Regions from separate parts of the Mus musculus genome. Here all the other regions are linked to region 2. The links are chromatin contacts, found by Hi-C or POLR2A ChIA-PET in ENCODE. All regions are on one chromosome and are shown on one strand. The core of a region is the stretch at or near the end of the contact, and the rest is flanking DNA. Distances in the headings are between cores, read along the strand shown. Region 1 holds the start of Tbc1d31 (TBC1 domain family, member 31). Region 2 holds the start of Zhx2 (zinc fingers and homeoboxes 2). Region 3 has its middle 38 kb from the start of Derl1.

Evidence for each region. Hi-C counts contacts between places; a loop is a spot of excess contacts on that map. ChIA-PET counts read pairs that join two places held with the same protein, here RNA polymerase II (POLR2A).
Region 1: a loop to region 2 is called in a map of heart, with 2.4 times the contacts of the local background. The contact joins the promoter of Tbc1d31 here to the promoter of Zhx2 in region 2. A Hi-C loop is called at or near these places in 1 of 37 maps with a recorded cell type or tissue (heart). POLR2A ChIA-PET finds 5 or more read pairs at or near these places in 1 of 5 experiments (Patski).
Region 3: a map of gastrocnemius shows a loop between it and region 2 (2.3-fold over the local background). The contact joins the enhancer-like site here to the promoter of Zhx2 in region 2. A Hi-C loop is called at or near these places in 1 of 37 maps with a recorded cell type or tissue (gastrocnemius). POLR2A ChIA-PET finds 5 or more read pairs at or near these places in 1 of 5 experiments (Patski).

What each region holds. Positions count from the first base shown.
Region 1 is chr15:57,910,566-57,913,981 of GRCm38, forward strand. It overlaps Tbc1d31 (TBC1 domain family, member 31), which reads left to right and starts at 1,634. Exons shown (of 21, transcript NM_001081396.2): 1 at 1,634-1,826. The coding sequence starts at 1,750.
Region 2 is chr15:57,692,734-57,696,277 of GRCm38, forward strand. It overlaps Zhx2 (zinc fingers and homeoboxes 2), which reads left to right and starts at 1,934. Exons shown (of 4, transcript NM_199449.2): 1 at 1,934-2,271.
Region 3 is chr15:57,852,408-57,855,999 of GRCm38, forward strand. No RefSeq gene overlaps it. Among named protein-coding and RNA genes, the nearest start is that of Derl1, 38 kb to the right of the region's middle. Within about 2 kb of position 1,583, at least 2 of the 3 ENCODE cell types and tissues checked have a DNase peak (open chromatin) inside an H3K27ac peak, as active enhancers do; they include gastrocnemius, where a contact is called at or near this core.

The DNA of each region.
Region 1 (3,416 bases), core at 384-2,883, 220 kb after region 2:
TCTAAGAATATCATTCTGGACTATTCTTGTGAACCCTAAATCCAACTGTAACTGTCCATAGTAAATGGCAAGTCAAGCTCTGAGACTTAGAGAGAACCTTGTGAGATACCGACTCAAATAGCCTTGCATGAGTGCCCCAAAGGGAACAGGAGACAGAAGCAGGTGTGGGTCAGAAGTGCGGCTGATCTATGTTAATGAGGGAGCAGTTGTAAGAAGCTTACTGAAGCTGACAAAGGGCAGAGGCTATGTTACAAGTGTCATTACAAATAAATAAATAAATAAACCAAGTACCATTACATGCCTCATTAACAACAAGAAGGAAAGACATACATACACATCGGATAAGTCTTTGGCAGAGCCTGACTATGTCTGGATACACACCTTAAGTCTCAGGAGTCATACACACATCAGATGACTACAGCTCAAAACCGATCAGGAGAGAAAGGTCCTTTCCTAGCAGTGTGGTGAACTCAAGTCGTGTTCCCTTAAAAATATTTACACTCTCTTTTGAAAACCTCATTTAATTTTTACTTTAAGATTTTTCATTTATTTTCATATATGAGAAAAGTAAAGAGATATTTGCAACAAACAAAAGGTGGCTATCCCAGACAAAGAAGAAAATCTTTGTTGCCAGACTCTGTTGACACGGAATGTTGAGAGAATACATTTCTGGTCTTTTCATTTGGTTTTTGGTTTTTCGAAACAGGGTTTCTTTGTGTAACTCTGGCAATCCTGGAACTAGTTCTGTAGACCAGGCTAGCCTGACCTCATAAGATCTGCCTGCTTCTGCCTCCCAAGTACTGGGATTGAAGACGTGTGCCACTACTACCTGGCATTATTTCTGTTTTATACGCCAAACGTGGACCGATTTCATTAGAAATCGACTTGCAACTTCATACATCACTGAAGTGGAGTTAAAAGTATTATCTAAATTGCTTCTCTGTGAATTAAGTGCGTTGGCCTGTTAAGCACGCGGGACAGCCACACGTAGTAAGCACTAAAGAAACACTGAGTGAATTTTGCTAAGTGAAAAAGATTTCCGATGCCAGTGCAGCTGGTTCTTGACGTTTTTTTACTTTTCTAGATTATGAGGAGTGGGTTGCAAACCATAATGTGGGAGCATCTTGTAAATTTACGCAATTAAAGCGTGATGAGTATGGCAAAAAATAAACAAAAACAAACCAAACAAAGCGGAATTCATTTAGGTCTGTGGAGTTCTGCCGTGCCTGTAAGTTCTAGGAAAGGAACTCCTCCATTTCTCAACGAACTTGTCTTTTGCATCTTTGTTATTTCTATAAATCTCTTATTCTAAACGCAATAGAGAACGAAATGCAGGAGGCAGCAAGCTCTCAGGAGAAAAACACTTTTGGTGTCTGTTTGAGCCTATAGGTGTCAGAGAATTGAAGTCCCAGACTTGGTTTTCAGAAAACTACAACTCCCTGAAGCCTTTGGGTCGCAGAATTAGAAGCCTCAGAAAAGGGGTGGAGTCTAGAGAGAAGCCGTTGGTTGTTTCCATTGTCCAGAGTGGAGGGACCACAAGAGCGGAGGTGGGCGGATCCCCGTCCTGATTGGTTGTAACTAGAAGGGGCGTCCCCCGCGTGATTGGCACAGTCCTTGGGGGCGGAGACCCCGCGGCGGCCGCTCGAATTTCCCGGGTTGGGCGCGCGGGGACTGCTGGGTAGCTCTCGGGACGGTTACCCTCACCGGGTCAGCCGCGGATCGGAGTCGGGGTAGGGGTCGGGGTTCGACATGCAGAGCACTGACCTGGGCAACAAGGAGAGCGGCAAGATATGGCACCGCAAGCCATCGCCAGCCACTCACGACGGGTGAGGCCGCGGGCTGTGGAGACCGACGAGGGGGCGGGTCTGCGGGAGACTGAAGTGGGAAGCGTGGAGGAGGAATGCTGGCCCGGGGATTCTGACTCTGGCCGTGCGCTGCATCCCTGGGTTGGGACCTCAGGAGGAGCAAGTAGCTCCGGAAACCGTAGATTGCAGTTGTCCCAGAATCTGGTCCCTGGTCACGGTGAGAGGCAGGCAGGAGAAGGCTCTACGACTTGTGCAAAAGAATTTGCAGTTCAGCTGAGTGCCAGGACTCCACCTGCTTTGATTTATTAATGTCTATTCCAGTTGGGGGGAAAAAAAACTCCAGGAGGTGATGGGAGCAAAGAAAGCAATGCACATCTACCTTTCCAAAAGCCGATGCTCTCCATCCTTAAGTCATTCATTACATTGCACACCTGTAATGTTGAGAGCCTAGTGTGGGCCAAGCACGCTTTTCACTATGGAACAACGCTGGAACAAACTTAAGTTCTGCAGTGAGTGTTGCAGGGCCTGTCATTGGTGCGGGGACTTTTACCCGCCTGTGCTTCCTTTTATTCTGTTTGGAGTAGCGGGTTTAACACGCAGCCTCTTGTGTGACGTCAGTGGGAGTCTTTGCCCCCTCCCCCATTTGTTTTGGTTCCCATGGTGCCTGCCTAAGCGATCTTGGTGTTTCTGATTACCTACGTTTGCGTGGACTGCATAGTATCACTTGGGTTCATACCTCGAGGTTTGTTTCTCAAGAGACTTTTCTATTTATCTTTTAGTTGCTTCCCTAGAAATCAGACTAAGTGTTTTTGTAAGCTGAAAGCAGTTATAAGTGGATCAGCCACTTATTTGACTAGCCAGCCAGCCACTGTGGTTTCTGGTGGCTGTCCACCCTTTATCAGTGCTATTCACCCGTTGACCTATTGAATAAACAATCTTGTCAATAGTGGAGATTCTTCGGCGTTTTCCTTTCAGCTCGGAAAGCAGTTTTGAGCCAGGACAGCTAAGTTGAACCAGCCAGCAGAGCTCAGAAAGAACTAAAAAGGGTGAGCTTACTCAGCAGTAAGTCTCAGAGGTTGAGAACATTCTAGGTTTAGATTAGGTTGTCCGGAGGCTAGAAGCTTTGGGGACTAGGCCTAGGTTAAGAAACAAAAGGCAGTAAGCCTCCAGGATGACAGTTATATCAGGAGAATAAAAAACGTGTGTGTGTGTGTGTTGATGTGTGTATGTATGTATATATGTGTGTGTGTATGCATGTGTGTGTTGATGTGTGTATGTATGTGTGTGTGTGTGTGTGCATGTGCATGTGTATGTGTGTGTGCATGTGTATGTGTATGTATGTATGTATGTATGTATGTGTTGATGTGTGTATATGCAGGTATGCTTGTAAAGCCCAGAGATTAGCATCGGCATCTTCCTTAAGTGCTCTTCACCTTAGTTTTTGAGACATAGACTCTGACTGAACTTAGTGCTCATCTCTTTAGCTCCAGGGAACTGTCTATGTTTCCAACGCCCCGTCACTGGGGTTCCAGATGTGGGCCACGATGCAAAGATTAATTTTTGTCTTTCAACACCATGAAACTCCATAAAGATGAACAGCGTAAGATTTTT
Region 2 (3,544 bases), core at 684-3,183:
TCATAGGTATCAGATGAGTCTGAGAAAGTCAGGGCACGATCCGGATTATAGTCACCAACAAAGATCTGAATGGAATCCTCCTAAGAACCCCGTCGGATTTTGTCTCTCGTAAGAAAGGAAGCACTAAAGCCAGTCCACAGTCAGAATCCGGTTTTCTGGGCTTTTAAACCTATCTAGGAAGAAAAAGACAGACGGACAAAGACGAGTGGGGGGCAGGGAGAAGAGAGAGGCAACCCCTCCACCCTCAGTTAGCAATAACCCAACTAAAGCTGGAAGGCAAGTAAGAAATTTAGCATGCGCGCTGATTTAATCTTAAATAGAAAAAAAAAAAACCTAATACGAAAGAAAAATGCCAGCAGAGGCTCCCTAGAGCCGTGACCATCCATCAGCCCCCAAAACCAGTCTTCCTCTAGACTAAGTCATCGCCATTGGCCACCCCGCAGTACACAGCCACCTGTTGCTGTCCTGGCGCCCCGAGCGGAGTCGCAAGCGGCCGCTAGAGTTCGTTCTAATTCCCCGGAGCAGAGCTGGCTGGGAAGCCGGAATGCGATGCGCCTGCTAATCCGCAGGATGGGAGGCAATTCCGCAGTCTTCAAGTCCCAAGCCCTCTGTTTTCTCCAGTAACTCCTAGTGTCAAATCTGGGTCCCAGAGTTAGCCTCCACCCCCTACGGTGGGCTCCAAGAGCGCTCACACCCAACAAATTCCCAAACGCCCCCAGAATCTGCGAAGGGGGAAAGGGTCTCTGAGAGCAAGAATGCACAACGCTGACAGGTTGCTAGGTCCGTCATCTTCCCTCGGATGCTCCCTTAGAGAATTTTAACCTTGCGTGATCGCCGGAGCACAGCAGCCGGGTCTCTAGTTCACGGTTCCCAGGGCTGCAAAGGGCAGACACCACACACACACACACACACACACACACACACACACACACACACACGCACGCACGCAGATGGAGGGCTCGTTTGGAGACCCCTCTCGCCGGGAACGCGGCTGTCCCAGCTCCGAAAATGACCCGTCTCGCTTCTGGGGGACTCCAGTGTGCGCGCTGCAGGCGTGTGCATTTTCCCGAAGCTGAGAATCGCTGTGAATTCGGGCCACACAAGTTTGAGTCAGCTCCCCGGGTGTCTTTGTTTGTTTATGGGTTTGGAGGGAAAAAGTTTGAAGATCTTTAACCAGACTGAGCTCAGGCGCAAGCGGAAATCCCCAGCAAAAGTGATCTAACTTCAAGTGGTTATGTAAGTGGGGCGCCTTCTTCCCCGCCCTATTCCCAAGCCCTCTCATTACTATTCCGGGAGTAAAACGCATCTCGATTTAAAAAAAAAAAAAAAAGAAAGAAAAAAGTTTTAAAGTATGTTGTTATTTTCTTTTGCCAGAAGGCGGGCGAAACTCAAGCAGAGCCCAGGGCGCGTGACGACCCCACCCGCGTTCTGCCCCCACGCACTGCAGAAGGACCTGGAGTCTGGGGTGTTGCTGGCGCCGGGCAAGCCCTAGCGCCCTGCGGTCTCACGGTCCGCCACTCCACGTGGTGAGGATCAACAGTTTGTTGAGCTCATCAGTGACACCTTGAACTTTTCATAAAGAAAATGGGTATTGCACCGAGAGGGTTTGGCCGCGGCAGCGCGCCGGGTCGTGCTCAATAGTCAATGATCTCGCTTGCGCCTCCCCCACCTCTTCCCGCAAAAATTCCAATGAGTCCGTTACTGGACTCAGACTTTTAAGCACTCCCCCCCCCCCAACACCCGGGATGACCACTCATCTGAGCCTTTAGGGGCAGCCTCCCCCCACCAGCAACTCCCTCCTAAAAATGACATTTTGCCGAAGTCTGCGGGGGGGCCTGAATTTCACTTTGTAACTTTCTGCGGAACCCGAGCCCGGGTGGCAGCTCCGGTGGTGGTATCGTATGCAAATACGCATGCTGACGTTACAGATCATGTGGGTTTTGGCGTAGATTCCCCACTGATCGAGGCATTTTCCCCCTTTTTTTCTTTTTTCTTTTCTTTTTTTTTTCTTTTTCTTTTCTTTTTTTTTTTCTTTTAAAAAATTCGATCAACCGTTCTCCGTACCGGGGCTTTTTTCTGTCTATCTGTCTGTCTGTCTGTCTGCCAGGCTGGCTTTCCCCCACCACCACCTCTTTCCCACGGAGCCCGAGTCGGGCGCCGGGTGGGGAGTGGGGAGTGGGTGGGGGGAGCCAGCAGAGTTCCATTTTGGAACGCCCGTGCCTCGTCTCCGCGTTCCCAGCCCGGGTCCCCGCGTTCGCAGCCCCGGCGCAGGTAAGAAACTTCGCCCCGGCGCGGAGCACCCGCAGCGGGCACCGCCAGCCCGGAGCCCGACACGCCGGGCGCCCGCCACTCCAGCCCAACTTTCCCACCGCCGCCGCCGCTCCCGAAAATGTGTTGTTAATGGGACTTGGCCGGGTTAGGAATGGGGGTGCGCGGGAGGGGGGTGTTCAGGCTTTTTTTTTCTTCTTTTTTTTTTTTTTTTTTTGAGGGTGGGAGGAAATCCGCGGTTTCGGGGAGAGGAGTACGGAGATTTTTTTTTTTTTTATGAAATAGTTTTGATTACAAGTTTGGATAAATGGAAGCCAGACCGAGGAGGAGGAGGAAAAACATGTCTACGTTTCCCTATGTCGACATAAGCCACAAAAAAATATGGCGTCCGCTTTCGACAGGGCGTTACGTAGACTCGACTCTGTTTTTTATTTATTTATTTTGTGGCCGGCTTCCTGCCTTCTTGGCCAAACTGCGGCGCTTTGTGCAAACCGGGCAGGTCCCGCGGGGACTCCACCGGGACGTGGCCCCGTCTCGGCGCTTTTTGGAAGCCTGGGGGCTGCGTGTGGCTGCACCCCTCCCTCCCCCGCTCTCCCCTCTGCTCCCCTCTCCTGGTGACGATTCGCCGTAATGTGGTGGCAGGAAGCATGACGCCGTGTTGAGGCTGCCTCTCCTCGCGTCGCTCCCGGTGGCTGCAGGCGGCCGGCGCGCAGCGCGGCGCGGGCGGCGGGCGAGGGACCTGCGGGCAGGGCCTGAGTGCGGCGCTGTGCCCACGCCCCGCTCAGGTGCGCGGGGAGGGGGATGCGGGGGACGCGCGGACCCCGGGGGCCCTGCTGTCCCTGGCCTGCCGGGACCAGCCGGAACCCGGGTCTCCCGCCTAAGTGGCCGTGGCGTTTTCCAGTCTGCCCCACAAGAGGTTAAGCATTGCTGGCTGGCGTTGGAGCGTCTTTGTGGCTTCCCCCAGGACTTGGGATCCTGAGCTTTGCAAACTTGCCCTTTCCCTAGCAGCTTTGCAGGAGACCAACAAGCTCGGAAAGTTGGAAAACAGGAGCATCACAGGAACGTCCCTTTGGCCCCCTAGCTGTACTGTGCTCTGAAGGTGGTGGAGGAGGATGAGGAGAGCTTATCCAACGGGGTGGGTGGAGGAGACCTGTCGCGGCAGCCAAGTCGTGATTTGCCCAGACTTCCACCTGATTGATTGGCTTCAAAGCTAGTGGGGTCTCTGTGTTCCACTGTTCCGCGAAGGCCTTTTGTTGGGGGCGGGGAGGAGGAGGAA
Region 3 (3,592 bases), core at 333-2,832, 160 kb after region 2:
TATTTGAATGAGTGGTTAGGTAGATATTGGGTGGATGGATAAATAGATAATTGGATGGTTAGATGGATAGGTGGACAACATGTCATCCAAAAATGAAGGTATGGTTTTGTGGTTTGAATGTGAAACATCCTCTGTAGGCTCATGTGCTTGAAAACCTGGTCCCCAGCTGGTGGTGATGTTTTGAAAGGCTATGGCATGTTTAGAAATTAGAGCCTTGCTGGAAGAATTGAGTCACTGAGGGCAGGACTTCTGGTCCATTCTTTGATTCCTGACTACAGGTGCAGTATGACTATCATGCCTTTCTCACCATGATGGATCCCAACCCTTCAAACAGTAAGCCAAAATGAGTCCTCTCTCCCTAATGGTGTTTCTTGTCAGGTTATTTGGCAAACAACCAAAACAGTAACTAACAGAGATGGCTAAATGATTGAAAAGATACTCATCTTTCTTACAGATTCAGTATAAAGCACATCCTATCTACCTCTCATGATAACATCGTATTAAGAAAGAGGATACGGAGGTAGGCAGATTTCTGAGTTCGAGGCCAGCCTGGTCTACAAAGTGAGTCCCAGGACAGCCAGGACTATACAGAGAAACCCTGTCTCGAAAAAAACCAAAAAGAAAGAAAGAAAGAAAGAAAGAAAGAAAGAAAGAAAGAAAGAAAGAAAGAAAGAAAGAAAGAAAGAAAGGAAGGAAGGAAGGAAGGAAGGAAGGAAGGAAGGAAGGAAGGAAGGAAGGAAGGAAGGGAGGGAGGAAGGAAGGAAGGGGATACGATTCTAAGTACACAGTGTGTGGAGTTGGCCAACATAGTGTCCAAGGCTTCTATCCCCATTTTTCACCTAGTAGTTAGGTATGGCTTGAACAAATTCCCAGCTTCTGTGGGCCGTGCTCCATGTACTTTTAAGAGACAATAATTCAGTAGCCAGTATTCTGCAAACCAGTCGCCACTGGGATAAGATACCATGTACCTTACTATGCTTTGTCACAAGCGATGAAGGATAGCATAGTTGTCATCTGGTCAGTGTCCACAGAATGAGAACATAACTCTCGATTCCAAACCCCAGCCCTCCGGTTTCAACCTTCCCAACTCCCTAGCCAAGAGGCAGTCTCCTATTCCACAAGCCACCTTCTCCTTCCCACAATCCCCTGCCCTCTGCTGCAGTGCTCGTGCCTGTGAGAAATGGGAGATTCCCACGGAGGGCCCCCAGAAGTGCAGCTGGCAAAGCCTCGCTGCTGAGTCACTTTCTGAAGCACTCTCGCTTTCCTTTTTTTTTTTTTTTTTTGGAAACCTGAAAAATACATTTATAGTGCAAAACTATTCAGTCAATATTTACTTATTGAGGACATACTTTATGACGAGCACTGTAATTTCTGGGTAAACTCAACTAAACAAAATGCTGGCCCCTCCCTACTACCAGTGGGAGGGAAGCCTCATTAGTCTGTGCCTCAGCGAACTGGAGGCCACCCCAGGACTTTCTCCAGTCCCTCCTGACCCATTCAGAACCTGGCACAGGACGAGCACACTGGTACCACTCACGGCTGCTGAACTTCAACTTGGTGTGCCATGGGGAGGCAGACATGTTAATCAACAACTGCAGTTGGACACAAGAAACAACTGCAAAAGCAGCTGAGAACTGGATGTGAAGCTAGGGGTCACAGGGATATTCCCAGAGAAGGGGATGCCAGCCAAGCAGAAGCCAGAGACAAAAGCAAAGAAGAAAAGATGGGAGGGGTCAGGGTCAGACACAAGAGAGACGATGATTCTCTTCGGGCTTTTCCTGCTATTCAACTTCAACCTGCCCCTACCTGGGCACTGGAAGGGGTTTTACCCCTACTAGGTAAACAGCTCCCGGGAAATCTCATAGATTGGTTTATGGGTTTGGTGGTTTGTTTAGTTTAGTTTGGTTTGGTTTGGTTTTTTTGTCTCCTCAAAAAAAATTATCTATCTGAAGGTAAGTGGGGAATTATGGCAGGCACCTGCTAGCCTGTCAAACCTAGAGGAGCGAGGACATCAGATTGTGACAGGTGCCAGGACCAGAAGGCAAGAAGAGAGAGGAGAGATGGCAAGAGCAGCTTCCATGCCTGCAACTTCTCTGCGTCTGCTGTGAAGTGCAGGCTGGGGCAGAGCTCACTCGTCCCAGGGGAAGCGTCTCCTCTAAGCTCATGTTAACATTGGACAAAGGCACAGAGCCTTACGTGCCTTGGATTTAAGAGCAGGTGGCATGGCCACTCTTGGCACCAGATGCCTGTAAATCAGCCTAGAGCTGGGCTGCAGGCCAGCCGCCTCTCTCCTAAGGCAGAAAATGTGCCCTCCACACTGATGGGGACAAATCCACTACCTGGCAGCCCCAGCCCCAGCCCCAGCCCCAGCCCCAGCCCCAGCCCCAGCCCCAGTCTCTCTCTCTCTCTCTCTCTCTCTCTCTCTCTCTCTCTCTCTCTCTCTCTCTCTCTCTCTCTCTCCCTCCCTCCCTCCCTCCCTCCCTCCCTCCCTCCCTCCCTCCCTCCCTCCCTCCCTTCATCCTTCCCTCCCTCCTGCTTTGTACTCTCACCTAGAGTTCCTTCAAATCCCTCATGGCTCTCATTTCCTGACCTGAACAGCCACTAGCTTAGACACCTCCCTTCCCTGTTCTTTTACCTGGCTAACTCTTAGCTTCTCCTTCAAATCTCAGCCTAGAAATCCAGCTTTTTAAAATATCCAGTGTCCCACCTCCAAGTCTGGATAAGCTCTCTTCTTTGAGGGTCCTTTGCCTCCTCTACATCCTCCCTAGAAATGCCTCTGTCATGCAGCATCATAAGACACGCCACACATCCCCCATCTCCTACTAAAGGGCGTCTTCTGTCTGTATCCCCGGCACCAACACAACTGCAGACCTAAAAAGCATGCCAAGTCAGATGAACAAGCATAAGCCACTGAGAAGGTTTCAAAGCTTTCCCGTGGGAGTCTGAAAATGCCCTCTGCATGGAAAACCAAGCGGTGTTCACAGACACCTGTCTACTTGACTTCCTCATGGCTCTTGATGTAGATATTAATCTATTAACTATACAGGTGAGGGAACTAAGACTCAGAGAGACATGTGAGCGCTTGAGAATGTACCTTGGAATATCCAGTGGCAAAGGGTGGGAATCCAGGGCTACCTGACTCTAAGATCGACCCTTCTGATAGCTCTTTCGCTCTCCCACCATACACTCCAGGCCTCTAGCATTGCTGGGTTGTCTGCAGCCTGCAATCCTGCAATCTAGGCAAGCAATCATGGCTCGCAGCCCTCCAGTGGCAGATGAGGGAGTCATCCTTCCAGTGATCTTCAGGACTGCCTGCCTGGTCCTCCCTCTCTCTATGGCGTGGAGACCTCAATTCTCCTAGGCCTTACACATACAGCTATGGAATCTTCCACCCGATGGCTTCCGCCTGTGTGTTCCAGGCCTGTCGATGAGCAGAGTGAAGTGGGTGACTCCAGAGCATACTGGAAAAGCCATAGGTGCACATGGAGCTATAGCCAGAGCTTTTGTGCATAAGCCCTAGTGACACTATTGCCAGGAAGATGACTTCGGATTTCCTCTGCCTATTGAGCCTAGCTTACCCTGTTCACTTACT